Linked DNA regions of Homo sapiens: region 2 is linked to region 1. A link is a loop called in an ENCODE intact Hi-C map of the cell type or tissue named here. Cell type or tissue: dorsolateral prefrontal cortex. All regions are shown on one strand. Links, peaks and the distances in the headings refer to the core of each region. The heading gives the core; the rest is flanking DNA.

What was found. Hi-C counts contacts between places; a loop is a spot of excess contacts. Peaks named below come from ENCODE experiments on the same cell type or tissue, not always from the same donor. Only the 100,000 strongest peaks of a DNase experiment are listed, where the experiment ranks them.
Region 2: a loop joins it to region 1, with 3.0 times the contacts of the local background. A loop is called at or near these places in 5 of 110 quality-filtered maps.

Annotation. Positions count from the first base shown.
Region 1 is chr17:15,374,584-15,386,224 of GRCh38, forward strand. No RefSeq gene overlaps it. Among named protein-coding and RNA genes, the nearest start is that of TEKT3, 39 kb to the left of the region's middle. In dorsolateral prefrontal cortex, for the core only: no CTCF peak of the experiment used is centred there; a DNase peak (open chromatin) is centred at 3,188; H3K4me3 peaks cover 957 bases; H3K27ac peaks cover 2,042 bases.
Region 2 is chr17:15,438,964-15,450,604 of GRCh38, forward strand. TVP23C-CDRT4 (TVP23C-CDRT4 readthrough) reads right to left here. Exons shown (of 6, transcript NR_037924.2): 5 at 1,245-1,322. It overlaps CDRT4 (CMT1A duplicated region transcript 4), which reads right to left. Exons shown (of 4, transcript NM_001204477.2): 3 at 1,245-1,322. The coding sequence starts at 1,275. It also overlaps the pseudogene RPL9P2. Among named protein-coding and RNA genes, the nearest start is that of CDRT4, 23 kb to the right of the region's middle. RefSeq lists enhancers at 9,358-9,859, 9,860-10,359. In dorsolateral prefrontal cortex, for the core only: no CTCF peak of the experiment used is centred there; a DNase peak (open chromatin) is centred at 4,048; H3K4me3 peaks cover 666 bases; H3K27ac peaks cover 2,110 bases.

The DNA.
Region 1 (11,641 bases), core at 1-8,000:
ATGTTTGTTTTGGACCCTTCCCCCAAATGTCTGATGAAAGTTGACTGCCCATGTATGTTTCAGAGTCTTAGGGGCACTAAGAAGATGACTGCAGGCTCAAAGTACACAGCCAAGACTTGTCAAGCAGCAGCTGCCACACTTGGGCACCTCCAGGTTTCAATGAATGGAGCTATTTTCTCTGGGTCAGAATTTTCCAAATCACGTCCTTGTGTGTGGCTGGGGGCATACTGTGAGCAGAGCCAGGGAAGAGAGCAGAAGGATGCAGAGCTTCATTTCATACCCATTTTCATCCCTGTACCACACCACCTCATTGTGCCTAAAATGTTCAAGACCAGAACTCCTTCTATCTAATCTGTCTGTAATATAAACCTGCAACTTTATACATGGAGCAGAGGTCAGGCTAGATCAATCTGGAGACCCCCAACTCTGGATGAAGTCTGTGCTCCTGTAGCCTTTTTGCAGCCCCCAGCTTGCCTCCCACTTTCTGTGGGACCTGATGCTTTCAAGACCAGACTCTCCAAAGAGTTTTATGGACTCTATGAATGAAGTCACCTGTTTTCTTCCAGTATCCCCTACTCAACTAATTTTAGAATGCAGTTTTTGCCTCTTTGCTAAGTCAGTTCTTCTCTCCCACCTGTTTTCCATATTCCAGAAATTGGTTTAAATCTCTCACACACTGGTGGCTCCTGTCTTGTCTTCTGAGCCCTCCTGGGAGGACTCAGAACCTTTTGTGTTTCTATAACGTTACGTTAGAGTGGTCTTGGGTGGAGAGTGGGGAAAAGAAAAAATGATACACATAGATATTTGATCTGCCATGTTTTAACAGGTGTTTTCTTTTCCTTCTGCTCTTGTCCAGTTTCAAAGTTATGCCTGTGGTATGAATTGAGAACGTTTGCATTTTTTCTATGCTCTGGGAGAGTTAATATCACATAGTCTCTGGTAGAATGTGTCCAGAAAAGGATCCAGGCCTTCTATCTTTTTAAGGGTTAGATTTTTGACTGCCTTTTCAATTTTTCTGTGGTTATTGTTTTATTTAAGTTTTCTACCTCTCCCCAGACCATCTCAAATTTTGGTATTTGGAGCTCCTGAATCTATACATATCTTACTTTTTATTTTATTCTTTCAATGGTTTGTTCTATAGCATAAAAATCAGGGAATGGCATCAATAGTCACAAGGTAGAAACAACCCAAGTATCCACTGACAGACGAATGGATAAACAAGGTGTGGTATTTCAGACAAGGCAATATTATTCAGCCTTAGAAAGAAAGGAAATTCTGACACATGCTACAATATGGCTGAACCTTGAGAGCATAATGCAGAGTGAAATAAGCCAGCCACAAAAGGACAAATGCTGAATGATTCCACTTACATAAGAGACCTAGAATAGTTAAATTCATAGAGATAGAAAGTAGAATGGTGGTTGCCAGAGGCTGGGTTGAGTTGCGGTGGGAGGTTTTTTAACGGGTACAGAGTCTGGGATTTGCAAGATAGGAAGAGTTCTCTGGATGGATGGTGGTGATGGTCACACAACAATATGAATGTACTTAATGCCCCTGAACTGTACACTTAAAAATAATTAAGATGGTAATGTATTTTACAACAAATTAAACTTGTTTAATTTTAAATTTAAGAAAAAATTAGGAAGACTTTCTTGGCTTGGACGTTTAGCCCACTGATTTAGTTTTCACATTTGGTTATTTGCTCACTATGCTGAAGTTTTTTAAAAGTCACTTATTTTAAATTTGTAAAGTTTCTACTTGATTCTTGTTTTATACCAACTATTCTTATTTTGTGGCGATTCCCCCCAAGTAACCTATCATAAGATGTTAATAATCTTTAAAGTATTTGGTCATTTTCACTATTTCCTTAGAAGATAATTTCCTTCTCTGCCTTATTAAGCTTAGTGTTTTGTGTTTTTTTTTTGTTTGTTTTTGTTTTTCGAGATGGAGTTTCGCTCTTGTTGCCCAGGCTGGAGTTCAATGGTGCGATCTCGGCTCACCGCAACCTCCGCCTCCTGGATTCAAGTGATTCTCCTTCCTCAGCCTCCTGAGTAGCTGGGATTACAGGCATGCATCACCATGCCCAGCTAATTTTGTATTTTTAGTAGAGACGGGGTTTCTCCATGTTGGTCAGCCTGGTCTCGAACGGCTGACCTCAGGTGATGTGCCCACCTCGGCCTCCCAAAGTGCTGGTATTACAGGTGTGAGCCACCGCGCCGAGCCAGCTTAGTGGTTTTGTTTCATGTGTTTGTTTTTCTGGAGTGTCTGATGATTTTTGCTCTTCTCTTTGTATTGAGAATTTCCTCCTTGCCTGTCTGTGGACACAGTTTATCGTCTGTGTCTCTTGTTCTTGGTGAATGTGCGGAGGCGTTTAATGTGTGTGGACAGGTCTCTATCCCTCTTTAGCTGCAGTAGTAGGCTCCAGGGTACCTCCTTCTTTCTGAGCCCCAGTTGCCCACCACACTATCTGCAGTCATGGCTTCTTGCTGCATAGCAGAAGTTGAGATTGAGGGAAGGGGCTGCCTTGCCTGCCTGGCCTTCCAACTAATTGCCCTGAAGAAAGCCCCAGGACCCCGCCTGTGCCCTTGTTTCTACCTAGACTCTGGGTCTGGGGCTTCCTTGCCCCACCACATCTGCATAGCAGCCTTTTTCTGGGATGCCCTCTGGTTTACATCTTCTGCTCTTCTGGTTTGCCCCCACCTTGGAGAACTGACTAATATGGTACTCATCTTATTTCTTGGTGCTGTCACGAACTTAATATTTCAAGTCATTTTTATCTGGGTGTTCAGTCCACCCCCTTGTGGTGCCCTTCGTTAGTCTTCATAATGACTTCTTGAAAGCTCTCTGAGTCAGGCCAGGTTGCTTCTGAGCTCCACAGCAAGCTGGTAGAACTCATACTTATGAATAGTGCTGAATAGTTCTCCACACTTGAGTCATTCACAACTACAAGGGCCCAAACAGACAAAAAGGATCCTTATAACGCGTGGAAGGTGCTTTTCTCCATGAGCTGCTGGATAAATGAAGCCTGTCATTTCTTGCATACTGCAGCTTCTCAAGCACTTTCCTGGGACTCCAAGGAGACCAACGTGTTCTGGCGCCGTGAGAGGAAACACTGGCAGTTTTGATACCAGTGCCATAAAGAATCAATGCACAGCCATGGAGTACAGAGAGACATAAGGCATCCTTTTGTTCAGCTGCAAATACTGCATTCCAGGAGAGCCAGTTCTGAGCAGGGGGCAGAGGGAGTAGCCACAAAATGGCCTTTGTCCGAACTCCCATAAAAAAATTCCAGCCAGTGGGAGTGAACACAGACACAGTCCAGACAGTCGATTGTAGATGTCCTGGATTTTGGCTTTTACAGTGAAACTATTCCAGGAATTCATGGACCGTGGTCTATTGAAGGAGGAGGAAAGCAAATACCTCCTCAAAAAAAGGTGCCACTTGCAAAAAAAGTTGATTTTTATGGTTGAGGATTTATTGCTTACTAAGAACTTGGTATCTAGAAAATTGGGTGAGTTTTTATTAGTGGTGTATAGATACAGCCAAAGAAAAGCACTTCCCCCCTTTATCTCACCCTCACGCCTATCCTTAGTTCTCTCATACACACACAGACATGTGAATTCAGCTAAATAATCTTAAAACTGTGTTACATCTTTGGAATTACAGATACACTTGTAAAACTTGTTCACTAGGTAGGTATTATTATTCCTATTTTAGAACTGGGAAAAATGAAAGATCCAAGAGTTTAAGTACCTGGATGAAGGTCAGCTGGCAGAGCTGCAATTCTAACCCGGATCTGTCTACCTGCACTACCTGCATTCCAGATCTACCACACAGGAGCCTCATTGCTAAAAGGAAATACTAGCTTAGTGGTGGGACTGCCCAGGTCCGAATCTTGCCGCATTTGCCCAAAAGCTATGAGATAAGTACATCTCTGTACTTTGCCTTTCCCAGCTTTATGATAGACATGATGGTCATGCCTCCATCATCATTGGAGCATAGAACTCTGGAAGCATTTAATGATGTAAGATGTGGCGTAGAACAAACAGTACCTAGTACTTGCTGAACAGCAAATGGACCTACTTCAATTGTGTCAAGGGCCACAGAGGAAAAGCCTACCCAGGATCAGTAGGATGAGCTTTGAAAGACTTTTCCGGCTTGGAAGCATTTGCAGTGATGCATTCATTTTGAGTCACTTTAGATTAGTTACATACAATCAGAAGGTGGCTGGTCAGATGAATGCTACTCAGGCATTAACTGAGCTCAGATACCATCTTAAGTGCTGACCACCGCTAGGCAGAGTGGCGAATATGGACAGAGAACACCCTGGTCTTGCTTTCCTTTCTTCTAAGAAGATAAGATTTGTTTCATAGACTCTAGGGAGAGAGTGTGCTAGGAAGCACCGTGAGCAAAAGTCGTAGGATCTAGGCCTGAGGCCATCTCAGTCACTAAATGGGGGTCTTAATTTCTTCATTTGTATAGATGGGGAAGGGAAATGAATTCACATTGGAATTTTCTTACAAATCTAGAAATACGTAATTCTGCAGTTCAGTTTCTTTGCAAAAAAATGAACCTCATTTGTCTCAAGGCCAGTCTCCAACCAACCACCATACAACTTAGAAAATTCAATCTTTGAATGATGAATGGCATCTCAAATTGAATTGAAAAAACTTTAAGATGTCAGACCAGAAACAGCAAGAACAAACTTTTGCAAAATAATAACAGATTACAGTAAGACACAGCTGAGTTCTTAGGTGGTGAATTCACTTTCTTGCCTAGTACAGAATTTTTTTTTAAGAATTTCACCTCTGGCCGGGCACAGTGGCTCACGCCTGTAATCCCAGCACTTTGGAAGGCCAAGGCGGGCGGATCACAACGTCAGAACATCAAGACCATCCTGGCTAACACAGTGAAACCCCGTCTCTACTAAAAATACAAAAAAAAAAAAATTAGCCGGGTGTGGTGGCGGGCGCCTGTAGTCCCAGCTACTCAGGAGGTTGAGGCAGGAGAATGGCGTGAACCCGGGAGGCAGAGCTTGCAGTGAGCTGAGATCATGCCACTGCACTCCAGCCTGGGTGACAGAGGGAGACTCCATCTCAAAAAAAAAAAAAAAAAAGATTTTCACCTTTAATGATTCATTTCCAGTGACTTGGGCACATCATTTAATTTTTATGAAGCATGAACTTTTTGTTAGTAGAAGGGTAGGAGCAGGGCGTGGGTTTAATGCTTACATTAGGAATCACCTCTCTGTTCCATCCCAATCCACCTGAATTACTCAGAATGTTGTCGTTGTCACCATCATAGTAGACGTCATCTGTTGGTCACTGTGTCTCAGGTGCCTAAAATATCCTTATGTAATTCTGCAAAGGAGAAGTTTTTGTTTTTGTTTTTGTTTTGTTTTGTTTTGAGACACAGTTTCACTCTTGTTGCCCAGGCTGGAGTGCAATGGCGCAACCTCGGCTCACTGCAAACTCCACCTCCTGGATTCAAGCAATTCTCCTGCCTCAGCCTGCTGAGTAGCTGGGATTACAGGCACGCATCACCACACCCAGCTAATTTTTTGTATTTTTGTAGTAGAGACTGGGTTTCATCATGTTGGCCAGGCTGGTCTCAAACTCCTGACCCCAGGTGATCCACCCGCCTTGGCCTCCCAAAGTGCTGGGATTACAGGTGTGAGCCACCACGCTGGGCCAGGAGAAGGTTTAAAGGTAGTTCCAACTGAGGAGTAACTCTCCCATTCTGTTTTAGAGTTTTCATCGTAATGAAACATTTTGATACTGTTGAAGTTCAGTTATTTTTACAAATATTAATATATTGATAATCAATAATAAATACAGTTAGTTCTTGTCATCTTGACATTTTTGCCAAGCAATAAGTACAAAGCCTTGTTTCATATATGTTTTCTTTTAAAGACACCTAGTTTATACATGTTGTGGATTCATTAACACTGACTTCATGTCTAACTGCACTATCACTCATGCCCAGACAAAGCTTATCTAACACAAGCATTTTCTCCATAAGGCACATCGCACCCTTCTTGCACTTAGGAACACTAGACGGCATTTCAGCACTACGCTTGGAGGCCATTAAAAACAATAAATCACCAACGATAAGCACAAAAAAAGTTAAAATATTGTACTAAAATACCTAAAATACTTCACAAAGGACACTCATTTACAGTATTGAGAGCCAAAACAGGAAAGCAAAGACTTTGTTTACATCTCAGACACTGACATTTTTTTGCCACTTTGTTGCATATGTGTGTCTGTGAAGCCGAACAAAGGGCATGAGTATGAATCTTTTTTTTTTTTTGAGACTGAGTCTCGTTCTGTCTCCCAGCCTGGAGTGCAGTGGTGCGATCTCAGCTCACTGCAAGCTCTGTCTCCCAGGTTCACGCCATTCTCCTGCCTCAGCCTCCCGAGTAGCTGGGACTACAAGCATGCGCCACCACGCCTGGCTAATTTTTTTTTTTTTTTTTGTATTTTTAGTAGAGATGGGGTTTCACCACGTTTACCAGGATGGTCTCGATCTCCTGATCTCGTGATCTGCCTGCCTCGGCCTCCCAAAGTGCCGGGATTACAGGCATGAGCCACCGTGCCCTGCCTGAATCTTGAGGTGACAAATACATTTTAGTGACCAGACCAACTCACAAATACAGAATCCGCAAATAATGAGGATTGATTGTAGTTTGAAAGCTATGGTCTTGAATAAGGAAACAGAATAATACACACGTTGAGAGCAAGAGTTTTAGAGGGAGACTACCTGTGCTCGAATCCTGGCTTGACCACATACTAAGTGGCCAAATTCTTCTTCATGTATTGGCTTTATTTCCTATGAAACTGGACAATAAAAGTACTCACTACATAGGATTGGCATGAGGACTAAAAGAGTTAAAATATATAAAGTTCTCAGAACTGTGCCTAGCATGGAATAAATGCCCATAAATATCAGCTGGTTTTCTTCACCTCCCTCCCCTGCCCTGCCTTTCTTGAGGGAGATAGAGAAAGAAAACCCCAAACTGAGAAGACCCCATTCTGCGTTTCCATACTTGAAAAAGCAGAAGCAATTCCCCCATTTTCCATCTAACAAAGAAAAAAATCAAATAAAGCATTAGAATATTCAGTTGGATAATAAATATGCGTACTTGTGAGTTTCTAGAAGTTTCTGAGACTATTTCCCCATTCACTTCTGTAATAACTTATTTCCACTGAACTTCCATATATCATTTGCTTTTTATGAAGCTTGATACTCTGCTCACTGGAAGAGTAGGAAATGGGAACGAGGCTGATGTTTACACAATGTGTGGCCATACCTTTTTGGCCCAGAGCTCAAAGATATGATTCACTGTGTCATACATAGCTGTTTAATCCCCAGAGAAGTCTTCAAGAATGCACCTGCCTTATAGTCTGGACCATGTAGCAGAAGAACCACCATCAGATGACACCTCATCCACATCACAATTCCATTTTCTTAGAGAATAAATAAACTCCTTTTCATAAGATTGAATTTGCAAACTGATGTGTATGGCTAGAGAGTAGCTGAGAATCAAGAGATAAGAAAACGTACAAATAACATCATTAACAGTAATTTCAAGGATTTATTACTAAGAATTAATAATATTCACTTTAAGTTTACTTTCATCTAGTAAACAAGATTCTTGAAGGTATCAAAAGAAAGAAGATTTCTGCTTAGAGTTGGTGTTTGGAAAAATAATAATAATAATGAACTTTATTTTTCCCACCATCCCTTATTAACATTAGAGCTGGCCCTGTCCCTCTTTCCAAGGATGATTGAGGTGACCAAAGAAGGACGAGAGCAAGACAGTTTGCAGGAGATGGCACAAGGCTTATAAGGGAAGTTGCTTTCAGCCCAGGAATGGGAAAAGATAGCCACATACATTCACAGCTTGCATCTTCATTTGAAATTACAGCATCAGATCACCTAGGAAATAGTAGCACAGGGATAGCAAATACATCAGTTCACCATATCAGCTCGCGTTCATTGGTGGTGATCTCTGGAGCCCTGTTGGGAAGGGTTCTGCAACCGAGATCTGTGGGACACAGTGCCAAAACATAAATTGGTAAATTATGACTCCACCTGGGTGCTGTGGTGCTTTTTATGCTGTGATGCTCCACCTGATGCTTTTTATGCGTCCGCTCATTGCTTCCTCACAATGGGCATGATTAAGATTGCCATTTTATTGAAGAAACATGCACAAGATCACATTGATTAACAAAGCTAATTGCTAATACATGTCCTTGGATATTGTCAAGGTGTTTTTTGGTCAGAACCCCCTGGCTGGGAGCCAATACATTTGAATATAGTAGCTCCTTGTTATACCACTTGATAGCCATGGGACCTTGGGCACTTTTCTTTAACCCTTCTATACCTCCACTTCACTTAATAGAGGTGATAAATAGTTCCCTATTGCAGGGTTGCTGTGACTACGATAGTGTTGTGGAAAGTCTTAGCATAGTGCATGGCAGACAGTAAGTGCCCAATAAAAATGTCAGTTTTTATTATTGCCATTATTAGCTTTCCAGGGTGCACTGAGAGTCACTAATGCTGCATTTCTGGCCCCACCCAAGCAGTTAGCATCCAAAGTCCCTTGATGGGAACATATTGCAGACTCAGCCAAAAGGGATGTAGCTCACTCTTGGTGGATAAACTTTTATCAGACTAAGTAAAACTGCACCTCAGGCCCAGATCATATGTCTTTATGGAAAAATCATCAAACTATACCAAACGGTGCAAAACTCCTTTACCGATTTCCTTAGGAATTATATCAGGTATATAATTGGAATATATGTTATTTCATTTTATGTATTCCATCTTTTCCCGTGAATTGATCACTCCTGCCATCTTGGGGCTCCAGCAGCCTGCCCGCAGCTCTCTCAAGCACTTGTCAGATTTTCCTGACCCAGTGAGGTTGGCATCATTACAACCACTTTAAAAATGGGAAAATTAATGTTTTGAGAGAGTAAGTAAATTTGCCAAAGTCCACAGAGCTAGCAAGCAGCAGACCCAGGCTTCATCCCAGGCACCAAAGCCTGTTCCCTAAACCAAATGGTAGACTTCTAGCATAACCTTTGCAGTGGCTACATCTTGTATCCATTGTATCCACTGTGACTGAACCAGTATTTATTTGGCCAATACCCCATTATTGCGCATTTATAATGTTGCCAGTTTTTCCACTATTATACCTGTGACATCAGATACCCTTATATACTCTTTGGTTATTTTCTTAAAACAGTGTCCCTAGGAGGGGAATTGCTGGATTAAAAGGCTTGCTGAGTTTTTTAAGTTATTGATAAATAATGACAGATTGGCCTCCAAAAATAATCTATCATTTAAAACTCCCACTAATGATAAATGAGTGTTAATTTCCCTTTTCTTTATTATGTGTTCCTTTAATCAACAAGAAACTTAAGCACCTATAAATGAACCATAGTTCATTTATATGTGCTGATTTTTTTATTATTGTAATAGGTGAAAAATTATACATTTGTTTAGTGGTCCTCCAATAATCCAAGAGAAAGGCAGCTAAGAAAATTCTACGGAAGAGGAAACAGATATGCTGTGAGTTTCAGTAGCACATCCAAGGTCGCGCAGCTGGTGAGGACAGAGCTGGGATTAAAGCCATCCAGCTCCAAAAGCAGTGCTCTCGCCCTTCTGCCTCCCTGCCAACCCCCTGGAACCAAGAGTATCCAAGGGTTTTTGTGCAATTTCCTGTCCCTTCCCCCACAAGCTGCATATTTTGAGCAAAGTCAGTAAGGGGAAACAAGGGGAAGAGCTGACGGAAGAGAAAGTCGAAATGGGGTGATACTTTACAAGCTTCCAGGCTAACTTGAATGTCATGGATATCCTGATTCTGTCTGCCTGAGGAATCCCAGCAGCTGATAGATGCCAAGGCGATGGCTCTACAGTCCCGTGGCAAATGATATCGAAACTGAATCAGACTCTAGAAATCATCTGCACAAAACCCTTCATTTTTAAAATGTCAGTACAGAAGCCCAGAGGGAATGGCTGCCTGGCACCCTGTCAGGTGCTGAGTGACAGCAGCAGAGTGATTAGAATCTGGGGCTTCTTAAGCTTCAGATCTGTTCTCCTTCCTTATATTCTTTTCTGAACAAGCTCAGATGGCTCTTGACCCTTTCCACTAATAACCAGCCCTCTTCTCATCTTGGCAGTCCCAGTACGAGAAGGAAAGGCGAGGTCCCTGTCAGGTATCTGGGATTTTTATCTCTATCTCTCACCCTTCACAATCCTTCTCATACAATTTAAAACTCCTCTGTTGAAAAAAAAAAAAGAAAAAGAAAAAGAAAAAGAAAAAAACAACAATATTCCCAGCCCTCTGGGAGGTCAAGGCAGGAGGATCACTTGTGCCCAGGGGGTTGAGACCAGCCTGCGCAACATAGGGAGGTCTCATCTCTACAAAATAATAATAATAATATAAAAATTTTAAAAGAAAAAACCACCAACAAAACCACAAACTGGAAAAATGTTTGCAATTCGTATTCAGATATATATGCAGATATTAATTCATAAGGAGGTCATACATAAATTTTTGAAAGATAATTCTATGAAAAATGGCAAATGGAGATAAGCAGCCATTTCAGAAAAAAAGAAACACAAATGGCCTTATAAGAAGCAGAGTCTCACTCATAATTAAATTCAAATAAGAATAATAGCAATTACTAAATGATGAAAGAGCAAAAAAAATGATAACTCATTTTAAATAAAATTAGCAAACGTTTAGAAAATACCTGTCAATCTTTGGCTTCTCTTGCTTCTTTGTCGTGTTGTTCCAGTAACAGAAGGAAATGCTTGCCAGTATTTGCTTTACTGGTTAAACAATTTAATCTCTCTTGTCTTAATTCCAGTCAAATGAATAGAATAGTTTGTTTTTCTCCCAATAAATAAAATAAAACCCAGTTCTCATAAGGAAAAGATGTTTACTTAAAGCATAGCTTGCCTTGCCACAGACTAGGAGAAAATATTTGCAATACATACATCCCATAAATGATTTGTATGTCCTTATATAAAGTACTCTTATAACTTAATAAGAAGAAAACTCAATAAAAATTGACAAACTAGTTGGACAAACACTTGACCAAAGAAGATATGCAGATAGCAAATAAACATATGAAAAGATGCTCAGCACCATTAAACCATTATGGAAAAGCAAATTAAAACTATAATGAGCTATCACTACACATCCACTAGAATATCTATGGTTAAATAGACTGGTATACCAAGTGTTGGCAAGGATGTAGAGAAACTGGAACTCTCAAACTTTGCTAATAGAATGTCAAATGGTGCAACCGCTTTGCAAAACAGTTTGTCAGTTTCTCAGAATTGAAATATATGTTAAGAGTATAAAAAGATAAATTAGAGACTGGGAGAAAGTGTTTTCAAACCATATATCTGGCAAGACTACCATCTAAAATATATAAAGAACTCCCCAAATTAACAAAACAAACAATTTGATTAGAAAGTGGGTAAAAAACATGAACAGATATTTCACTGAAGAGGATGGACAGAAGACACATAAGCACATGAAAAGATGTTCAAAACCATGAGCCAGGAGGGAAATGCAAATTAAAACCAAAATAAGATCTCACCACACGCCTATCAGAAT
Region 2 (11,641 bases), core at 865-8,864, 65 kb after region 1:
GGCCAGAAGTTTGGGGTGTTTGCCGAGGGGGGTGGGTGTTGCTAGAAATTCAACGCATTAGTTTATCAAGCAGCCTGTTCCTTTACAGATCCAAAATCATGGGCATGTCAGTCCTTCCCATCTTTCATTAGCAACGTCACTCTATTTAGCAGAAATGATTCAATTTCTCTCCTGCAGCTGCTACCTTCCTCTGTGTTCTTATGTGGTGCATTCTTTCCCTAATTCTATATTTCTTTGGTCATTTCAACTGGAGTTTTGCAGGGAGGAGAGTTAAAAGAGTCATCTTGCCATCTCCAAATTGAATGCAGTTAAAAAAAAAAATGCCGTAAATGGGGATAATCAAGTGAAGTGTAGGTCGTATAGTTATTCCCACGCTGCCTCGTGGCTGTCCAGGAGCTGGAGCTTGTCTGGGGACAGATCTGTCAGTAAAGAATGTGCTGTAGAAGGATTCCATCTCCCTGTAAAAGTCATGTGTGACATTACCTCTCACTAGAAACTTCCCAGCAAGGCCTCCAAGCACAGACTGTTCACCCTTGCCTCCTCCAAGCAAATGTAAGATCTTGTGGGATAGGGCATTTGCATGGATCTGGCAGAGTCCAAATTCAAACGCCTGGAGCAAAATGAGCAGCAACCCCGTTCCATCTCCTGAACATGCTGTGTTCTCTGCCACCATAACAAGAGTGGCTGCCCGCACTATTCACAATAGCAAAGACTTGGAACCAACCCAAATGTCCAACAATGATAGACTGGATTAAGAAAATGTGGCACATACACACCATGGAATACTATGCAGCCATAAAAAATGATGAGTTCATGTCCTTTGTAGGGACATGGATGAAGCTGGAAACCATCATCCTCAGCAAACTATCACAAGGACAAAAAACCAAACACCGTTATGTTCTCACTCCTAGGTGGGAATTGAACAATGAGAACACTTGGACACAGGAAGGGGAACATCACACACTGGGGCCTGTTTGTGGTGGGGAGAGGGGGGAGGGATAGCATTAGGAGATATACCTAATGTAAATGATGAGTTAATGGGTGCAGCACACCAACATGTCACATGTATACATATGTAACAAACCTGCACGTTGTGCACATGTACCCTAGAACTTTAAGTATAATAAAAATATATATTAAAAAAAAAAAAGAGTGGCCGCCCAGTGGCCTCTTCCCACTGCGAATCCTCCAACCCTAGACGGCCCCAGTGCAGGAGCTTCCACTGGTAACACTCCCAACCCTACCTTCTTCTTTCTTCATCCTTCTTGCATCCATCTTCTTTTTAATATTTACTGATTTCTTAACATCACAGGTTCAGATTCCTATGGGAAAATACACTTGTTAGCCAGAGCCTCCTCAAACTGGAAAGCAATTAGTAGCCACCCTGGGTGGGGGTGGTTCTAAGTCCTATATGGTCACTGCATGAGGCTAAGATGACTCCACCCCCTGAGAAGAGGACATGTTTTTTGTGGAGCTGGAGACAGGCCAAGTGAGCCCCGCAAAGGCCTGCAGGCATGGCCTTGCTCAAGAGCTGTAGACTGTCATGATAGTCTCTGGGTGTTCTGCTTTCCAGTCTCCTAACTTTAAAGGAGAGAGGCTGGGTAGGCTGGGGGCTGTGTGGAGGCTGGTCCACAGAGGGGAAGTGAAAAAAAAAAGTCCCCGTTTCAAAACCTTTCTATCTCCTCTACCAGAGTCCAAGAGTGGTCACATTACTACAAGCACGACATCCAACCTGCACTTCTCAGCCTGGAATGACAGAAGGTAGCAGAGATGGGCAGTGGCCAGGAGTCAGCTACCAGGGCCCCAAGCCCAGGCTGAAACATGGAAGTCTAATGCTCTATGCAACCATGCAGGGGGGAAATCTGATGGAAACCATAGTGTAGTGGTTCTCAAACTTGAGGCTGCATCCACCTGGAGAGCTTGTTAAAGCCCAGATTGCTGAGCCCACCTCCAGAACTGCTGATTTAGCAACCGCTGTTTTAAGCCAAAAGGGGGAAAGAAAAAAAAACTACTGGAGATTTGTAAGGTTATATTATTAACTACCTAGAGACAAGAAATGAGTCCAGGAGATCTTTTTGGTTCCTTTCCAGCTCTAAGACACATGCGTATGCCTAAGAGTTCATTACATTTCTATATTCGATTTTGCCATCTCTTTGGCCTTTAAGCACTTAAAAGTGCCATGAAGCATTTCTACTATCACCTGCAAAAGCCCATTGAGAAAGAGTCTCAGATAATTCTGAACAGCTCCCAGATGATGCTGGTGCTTTTGGTCTGGCGATCACACTTTGAGAACCATGGGTCGAAGGCAGTGCTTCTCAAATTTTACCAAGTACTAGAATCACCTGGAGACCTTGTGCAACCACAGACACCCAGGTCCCACCTTAGAGATTCTGATTCAGTAGGTCTGTTTTGAGGACCTGAGAATCTGCATCTCTAAGTAACTCCTAAATGATACTGATGTTGCTGGCCTGTGGTTCATACTCTGCGTAGCCCTGGTTTAGACTGAGTAGTGGGTGTTAAGCCTTTTTTATCAGCTGCCACGTACGTGAGGGCTGACTCATTTCTGCATGGAACACTCCTCCGAGATAAGCAGTTCCCAGGTTTTTCATCCCCCTTTTTCCCTAATCAAGGAACTATTGTGGAATGGTAGTGAGTGTGTCATTGACAGGGTCAACTTTAAATTCCACTATTTTTATAGAGTAAATTATTCACACATTCCAGCATTTTATTATAACACATCTAACAAAGGATGGCATCCCGGAGATTCATTCATACTCCCAAAAAAATGCTCTTTTTGTCAAACCTATTTAGAGACAGATCTTACAGAGTCCCTGCTGTGGGTATCAGTGCCAATCTTCCACAGCAGTGCAGTTCTAGAAGAATTCACAATGTCATTATTCTGAGGCTAGGGAAGAAATAATGCTCAAATAGTCATCTAACGTAGAGAAAGTTTCATGTCATCATTTTTTTTTAATTGTAAGGTAAAGCATCTTAGTTCTCCTTCTAAGACCTACCATAAGGCTTCAGAATCTAAAGTCACCCATTCCAAGTCCCCCATAACACAGCACATGACACGCAAGTGGCCACCCAACTTGGGCCTGTCCACCTCTAGTGAAAATAGAACTCTTTACTTCTTCCATATTTTAGCATTGTTAGAAATTTCTTGGCTGGGCGCGGTAGCTCATGCCTGTAATCCCAGCACTTTGGGAGACCACGACGGGCGGATCACCTGAGGTTGGGAGTTCGAGATCAGCCTGGCTAACATGGTGAAACCCTGTCTCTACTAAATATACAAAATTAGCTGGGCGTGGTGATGCATGCCTGTAATCCCAGCTGCTCAGGAGGCTGAGGCAGAAGAGTCACTTGAACCCAGGAGGCGGAGGTTGCAGTGAACCGGGATCGTGCCACTGCACTCCAGCCTGGGCAAAGGAGTGAGACTCCGTCTCCAAGAAAAAAAAAAAAAAGAAAGAAAGAAATTTTTCTTCATCTTCTCATCTGTAAATAGGATGCCAGATGGTGGAAATATGTTTCAGCTGGCAGTATTTGGAGGGATTGGGAGTCATTCCTTTCATCATTGCTTCTAAGTTTCTAGTTGATGAACCCTGAAGCCTCAGGAAAGCCCAGTCTTACAAACATTTGTTTCCAGACTTGTGTGCATCTGTGTGACCCACCATCCTGCTCAGAGCCTCTGGCCAGGACTCACCTGACCCCTACAGCTGTGCCGTGTGGCTGATAGGACAAGTCTACGAATGGTGGGTTTTTCTCGTACCTGCTGAAGCAGGAACTAGGAAACGATAAAAAGAACCAAGGGAGGGAGTGTTTGAGACTGCCTCAAAACTCATGGGGAGGACTTGTTTGTTTGAAAATAACAGGAGACAAATAGTTGACATTAAGTCTGAAGAGAAGCTGTGGGCTTTTATAATTTCCTTCAATTCCAGCACAAAGGTTCCATTTTGTGTCCCTGTAAATGAAATGCAAACCAGCAGTCTACAGACAGAAACAGCATTGACGGGAGGGGCAGGAGGCAGAGCGTTGAAGCGGCTTTCTTGTTTTTCCTACAGACACAAAGCCCAAGTTCAGACTACTGGGCTTTCAGAGCCAGCTCCCCACTCCCCCGCTCAATCTCTCATCCCACCATTTTCAGAATCTAGTCTGACAGACTAGGTTTGGCCTAAATCATTCAATTACCTGGAACGTGAAACAATCAACCTTGATCACCTTCCTTAACTTCTTAGGACCTCAGTTGTCACTTACAAAATGAGGAAGAGGATGAACTCCTGTCCCAGAAGACACAGTTCTGTAATTTCTTTTTTTCTTTCTTTTTTTTTTTTTTAGAGACAGGGCCTCACTCTGTCACTCAGGCTGGAGTGTAGTGGCACGATCGTAGCTCACCGCAGCCTTGAACTCCTGGGCTCAAGCAATCCTCCTGCCTTCACCTCCTGGGTAGCTGGGACTACAGGCACACACCACCATAGCTGGATAATTTTTTTTTTTTTTTTTTTTAGTAGAGACAGGGGTCTCGCTATTTTGCCTGATCTCAAGTTCCTGGGCCCAAGCGATCCTCCCACCTCTGCGTCCCAAAGTGCCGGGATTATAGGTGTGAATCATAACACCTAGCCCACAGTTGTTTTAAAAATGTCTGGTAATTGCTTTCTTTGCCATGTCTGCTGCGAGAATGAAGACCGTTCTCAGCAATCAGACTGCTAACATTCTAGAAAATGTCAACATTACTCTGAAGGGACACACAGTTATCGTGAAGGGCCCCAGAGGGACTTCAATCACATCAGTGTAGAACCCAGTCTTCTCGGACAGAAAACAAAAAAGGCTCCGGGTTGACAAAGGGTGGGGTAACGGAAAGGAACTGCTACCGTTTGGACTATTTTACTCATGTACAGAACATGATCAAGGGTGTCACACTGGGCTTCCACTACAAGTTGAGGTCTGTGTATGCTCACTTCCCCATCAATGTTGTTATCCAGGAGAATGGGTCTCCTGTCGAAATCCAAAATTTCTTGGGTGAAAAATACATCCACAGGGTTTGGATGAGACCAAGTGTTGCCTGTTCAGTATCTCAAACCCAGAAAGATGAAGGAAACAACATTGAGCTTGTTTCAAATTCAGCGACTTTGATTCAGCAAGCCACAACAGTTAAAAACAAGGCAATCAGGAAATTTTTGGATGGTATATATGTCTCTGAAAAAGGAACTGTTCAGCAGGCCGATGAATAAGATCTAAGAGATGTCCAGCTACAGAAACAAGATGCCGGATGATTCCTAAGACCTACTTGTGATATTTAAAAGATGCAATAAAAGACCTATTGATTTGGAAAAAAAATGTCTGGAAATTAAAATGCTTCTAAACCCAGTGGTCCCCAAACTTTGCAGCACATTGGAATTACTAGGGATCTTGGAAAAATACAAATGTAGGTGCCCACTCCCAACATCGTGATTTGATTGGAATGGGATGCAGTACAGGCACTGGAATTAAAAGTGTCCCAGACAATTTCTCTGTGCAGCAAAATTTGGGAACTGCTGTTCTAGAATCTAAAACAAAAACAAATTGAAGATTTATAAAATATTATTATTAACTACTTAGAAACAGAAAAAGAACCGGGCGCGGTGGCTCACACTGTAATCCCAGCACTTTAGGAGGCCAAGGTGAGTGGATCACTTGAGGCCAGGAGTTCGAGGCCAGTCTGGCCAGCATGACGAAACCCCGTCTCTACTAAAAATATAAAAATTAGCCAAGCGCAGAGAGAGAGAGAGAGAGAGAGAGAGAGAGAGGTCCAGAAGATCTTTTTAGTCCCTTTCCAGTCCTAAGACACATGCTTTCACTCAAGAATCCCTGATTATAGTCAGCACTGCATCTCAAGGGCCTTTAAACATTTAAAAGGGCCATGAAGTATTTCCACAACCACCACCTGCCAATACCAAAATTGACTTAGATCAAAGAAGAAGCAGTGGCTTTAAAGTACAGAGCTAAGGAAACTGTGGCCGCCATGGGACTCTCATGCAAATCTAATGATCTCACCCTCTCTGGCCGCAAGCTGCATCCTTATCTCAGGAAACCATCTTGCAAAAGGATTTTACGGGTTCCAGGCAGGATTGATGGATTAGTGCTCTGGCACAAATCGACCCCACTCAGACTTTTTGCCCTACTAAGGCTGTGAAAGTAGTTCCATTTACATAGTCATGATGAGTGGATTATTATCTCAATCTAGTGTTTCCTAAACTGTGTCCCACAGAATGCAAGAATCTCTCCTCAAGATGTTAATAGGTATTACTTAAAGAAAAAGAAGGGGCCCATGGCAAAAGCTGCCCTATAAAGCCATACAGATTGTTCAACCCAGGAGTCGCCACATCTTCTAAATCTGCAAGATTTCAGGCCTGTCCTCAGTCAACTAAGTTAGAAAAAAAATGCCATGTTAAAAAAATTCCTTTGGAGCAGGATTTTCAGAGTCTGATATATGTTAACTTGTTCTGTAATTCTCCAAAAGGAAGACTGAATATGCAGCATCCCCTAATCTCATTTGACCAAGGAATCACTCATTCATTCATTCATTTAATGCGTGGGTCATCTCATGGAACTAGCAACCAGTGAAAAAATGTTCTTCTCCTGCCCTTGTTTTGGAATTGCAAGCCTCAGAGAATGTTATGGAGTAAGAGGATAGAATGATGAACTTGCTCAGGGTATAACAGGGTCTTCAATGAATCACCTTCCCTGAAATCAGCTGCAGAGTCCCCAAAACTGTCCCTATGCAGAAGAAAAAGCTCCACTGGAAACAAGACCTGTGTTCACTCTGTTCAGCCTCTTTCTTCTCTTCTCTGCTCCAATCTGCAAGGCTTCTTTTGTTTGTCTCACCTCCCACTTTTCTTCCTGAGCCATCCCTAAGTGTCTTGCCTGGCCCCAGAAGGAGAATCACATTTTCTCAAACAGGAGCCTGATGCAAACCCTCATTTCACCTCTGCATTTTATCCTCTTTGACCTTCCATCTCCTCCCTGCCCTCTGCTTTTTTCTTTTTTTCCTTCCCTCTAGCCACTCCTCATTTATGTTTGGCTAAAGAGGAAGCTACCACTAAAGCCAGAAGTGTCTTGAAAAGCTTATCTCTGAGATCTGGAAAGATGCTCCTGAGCAAGGATCCACTTAGCAGAACTTGCGGTTTCCATGCTGATCTCCACCCGAATGGGCCGACAAGAGACCCACAAAACTGCCCATCTCACAGGACCAGCACATGTGCTGACTCCCTGAACTTCAAACAGAAACGCTGGGAAGCACCGAGTGCACACCTACGGATTCTCAGTGGCGCCCCCTTCTGACTCTCTCCACTTCTTTACCCCGCCCCTATCCCATGGAAACTGTCACCATTGCCCCACCTCTAACAAATGGGTTCTGCGGGGTGCACACAAGAAGATGACCATTTCTTGTGCCTTTAGTGACACAGACACTGGGGACCCTTGGGAATCGTAGAAATGTTAAGGCAAAGGGCAATGGGAGTGGGGAGGGGCGAATTGGTCTTTCGGGAAAGAAGGCATCTCTCTCCCTCTCCCTATGCAATAATTTGCTGGACACGTCTTCCTCTCTAGCGCCTCTCCCCAGAAACGAACACACACACAAAGGAGAGAAACAAGTCCATTACCGCACTATCTTTAAAAAGTCACGTTGCATACAGTGGGCCATTTGGTAGTGTTAGCATGTTCTTATACAGACCGTGCCTCTTTCTGGTGGATCAGCTGTCTCTAACCACATCAGGGTGGGGAGGTGGGAGTCTGATCAGAATTGCTCATCTTCTAACACAGACTTGGCATTACTGATTCATCACTTATGATGGGAAGGAGGGGATATGTTGCTTCTTGATAATGCTTCTATACTTTATTTTCTGTAACGATTATATGTGTACGTTGAGGGCATTTTATTTTCCAATGGTGAAAACGCAGTTCAAGTACCTATGGCCATTCAACATATTCATTCATGCACACATGCACACATTCAAAAAACCTATCCTGAGCTCCAAACATTACTCTTCTAAGAGGGACAGGTCCTGCACTCACCCAGGACCCACTGTGGATTTTCCACATTTGCCTCTTACTTTGGGATCTACCCTTCTCAATGTCAAGGGTCCGCAATCCAGGTTTCCCGTGCTGATAAATCCAGACTAATCATTGCTATCTGTGTTACGAGAAACAAAAGCAGAGGCCTCCCAGTACATAGGACAATACATGTTCCATCAACCACTCTGCAGTCAGGTACTGACTAAGCATCTCATACATCAGGCAGGCACTGAGTCTTGGTTCAAGGAGCTCACAGCCCCATGAGGAAGACAGACCACCAGTTTCCTAATTCAACCTGGGTGGGGAGGAGTGTCAAGAAGGAGGTTCAAGAAGAGAAAATGGTTATGCTGGATCTCAAAGGGCAAAGGAAATGATGGGCAGTGGGCATGGTTTAAATGCCAGCCTCATTGCTTCCAAATCCTGAGTGAAGTGCTTCCCCACTCGGGATCCATGTTCTTCTTCCAGCATGCAGATAATATAGGCAGTTTCCAAACAGTGTGTTTTCTGCATGTGAATTATAATGCTGAATTGGCTGAAGAAACACTTTATAAATTCACTGCGGGAAGAAGCATTAGGCACTGTATACTTATCAGGTACAACCATGAATCTGAATTTTATATTTATCCAAGGAATATTCAATTACAAATATTAAATTCCCACTTTAAGATGACATTGGAAGGCCCATTAAGCATAAAACACATGTGGTCATTATCTATTGATCTATTATCTACAGATCAAGTTCCAAATTTAAAAATAGAATTTCCAGAACTAGCCAAGCAGGCATAATCAGAGGAGAGCTTTTCAACCTTTTTCTTCCATGGACATTTTTGGGGTAGGCTTGTACACTGGCAGACTGGACAAGTAAGAAAGATACGGAGAAACAAGCAGCAAGAAATAGCCCTACAAACTCATATTCAGGAAAGCAAACATGAAAGGCTTTAAGCAATTTGTGCTCAGAGACCCTCTCTCTGCCTGACAGCTCCTGAGCAGTGTGACTATTAAAATGTGTTGCCTCATAATATCTAATCAATCAGAAAAAGGAAGTCCTGCTCCGTTGAAACAATAGGGACATTGTGAACCTGGAGAACACTTCAGGGAAACAGCCCGGCATTTCCCAGGACTGCGCTCAATCAATGGGCCAAGCCACCCCTTTTCAAACGCTCAAAGCACTAGGAATCCAGGCCAGTGTTGTTTTGAAGAAGGTGACTTGCATTTGAGATTTTACCTAGAAGAAGCCCCAGTCTCCACTTCTAAGGAACTGCACATCCTCCAAATATCCCAGCCCATAGCATGACCATGCAGAAAACACTTTCCTAACCCTTCCAGGAAGGGAATCACTCATGTGCTCTCAGAGGAAGGTGAAAGTGACTGTATTATAAATAGTGTGTGTCACAATTACATTGAGAAATTGCCAGAAAGCAAAAGGTGTAGGGCTTTACTTCAGGCCTCACGTAAACTGATGACCTTGCATTCAAAATCTGAAAAGCTGAGGGTAAGAAGCTGAAATGTGGAGACACACACCCTCTCTCCCTTCTGCCGCAGACACCCCTGGGACTTTCTGCCAAGAGAACTTTGTCAGGTCATCATCAGGAGACGCGCTCTCTCTCCTGGGCCTTTGCAGGCCTCTCAAGGAAAGGTTGTTCCGGAGCCTGGAGGCAGTCACTTTCCTTCCCCACTACTGCCATCCTCAAACCATTTTCCTTCCTTCCTCCTCCTCTGAAGCTTGTGCCCCCAGGCTACACCACCACCTCACCTGCCCGGTTGCTGCCAGCTCCTGAGCGCTGTCCTCTGCCCCTCAGTCCCTGACAACTTGAGCCCCAGGCACACTGTCCTCCTTTGCGCTGTTCCCTGTCATCACCGTGGCTTCTTCATTGTCTCCTGAATGATCTGTGCAGACCTCCAGCCCAGCAGTCCTTGACCTGCTCATTTCCAATCACCAGGTCTTCCTCTCAGTCTCCACCACCCGTGCCTCTGTGATCAGGCCACTGTTCTTATCATCCCCAATAACGATGCTACATCCAAAATCTAAGCTGCAAGCATCTCACTCTTATTTCACACATATTTGCATGGCAAAGCCTTAATACCAGTTCAATCCACCTGTGGGGCTCTTTTGGGTGCTGTCATCTCAGCAACTAAACTTGGTGAGAGGAAAACGCCACTGTGCCGATTGGTCCCACGTGGAGTAACAGCTAACATTTCTATGCCGTGTGGTGTGACCAGGGCACACGCTAAGTGTATTACCTATAGTGACTAATTAAATCCTAACAAAACCCATATGCATTAGGTACTATTGTATTAACCCCATTTCACAGGCAAGTAAACTGGAGCCTGTAGGGACATTAAGCAGCCTGTCCAAGGTCACACAACAATTAGGTGACAAAAAACAGGATTTGCCCTCAGGCAGTCTAGCTGCAGAATCCTTTTCTTTATAATTCCACACACTTGCTCCTCTATCTCCAAGTCAATCAACAGAGGTAGTCCAACCAACACTTCTCCCTTCCTACTCTTTTCACTTTTCCACTCCCCAAGCAACTCTTTCTTTTTTTAATATTATATTTATTTTAGATTCAAGGGTCCGTGTGCCTGTTTGTTACGTGGGTATATCGTGTCATGGTGGGCTTGGGATCCTGGTGAACCCATCACCCAAAATATTGAACTTTGTACCCAACAGGTAATTGTTCCACCCTCACCCTCCTCTCATCCTCCTCCCTTTTGGAGTCCACAGTGTCTGTTATCTTCACCTTTATGTCCATGTGTACACATCGTTTACCTCCCAGTCATAAGTGAGAACATGTGATATTTTATTTTCTGCTTCTGGGTTAGTTTACTTAGAATAATGGCTTCCAGCTCCATCTATATTGCTGCAAAGGACAGTCTTTCATTCTTTCTCATGGCTGCATAGTATTCCATGGCATATATATGCCACATTTTTCTTATCCAGTCAACCATTGGTGGACACTTAGGTTGATTCCATGACTGCTATTATGAATAGTGCTGGGATAAACATATGAGTGCAGGTGTCTTTTTGATAAAATGATTTATATTCCTTCAGGTAGATTCCCAGTAGTGGAACTGTTGTGTCCAATGGTAGTTCTATGTTTAGTTCTTTAAGAAATTTTCATACTTTTTTCAATAGAAGTTAAATATTTTATATTCCCACCAAGCAACTATTTCAAACCTCCTCTTCACCTCCTTCTCCTTCCATTGTAGGTTGTCTTTGTCTTGCCCGGCTTTGAGAAAAATCCAAGAATCCATCAAGAACTCCCTCATCTCCCACCATCACTCGTACCAACTCTCCACCATAAGCTCCCCTGCACTATGCCTTCCTTCCCACTACTATGAATGAGGCATCTGTATTCCTGTCAAAGAACACCTCTCCACTTGCAGCTCAGGCCTCTCACCCTCCACCTTCCAAAATGCAATGGTCATGGATAGAGTTGAGCACTCACTCTCACATTCTTGAAATGTTCTCCCACCTGGTTTCCATGATGCCACAGGAGTGGAATCCCACCATCACTCAGCAAGCTCCTTCTGTCTCCATTGAGGATTTCTAGTTCCCTTCTTTTTTTTTTTTTATTTCCACACATCCCCA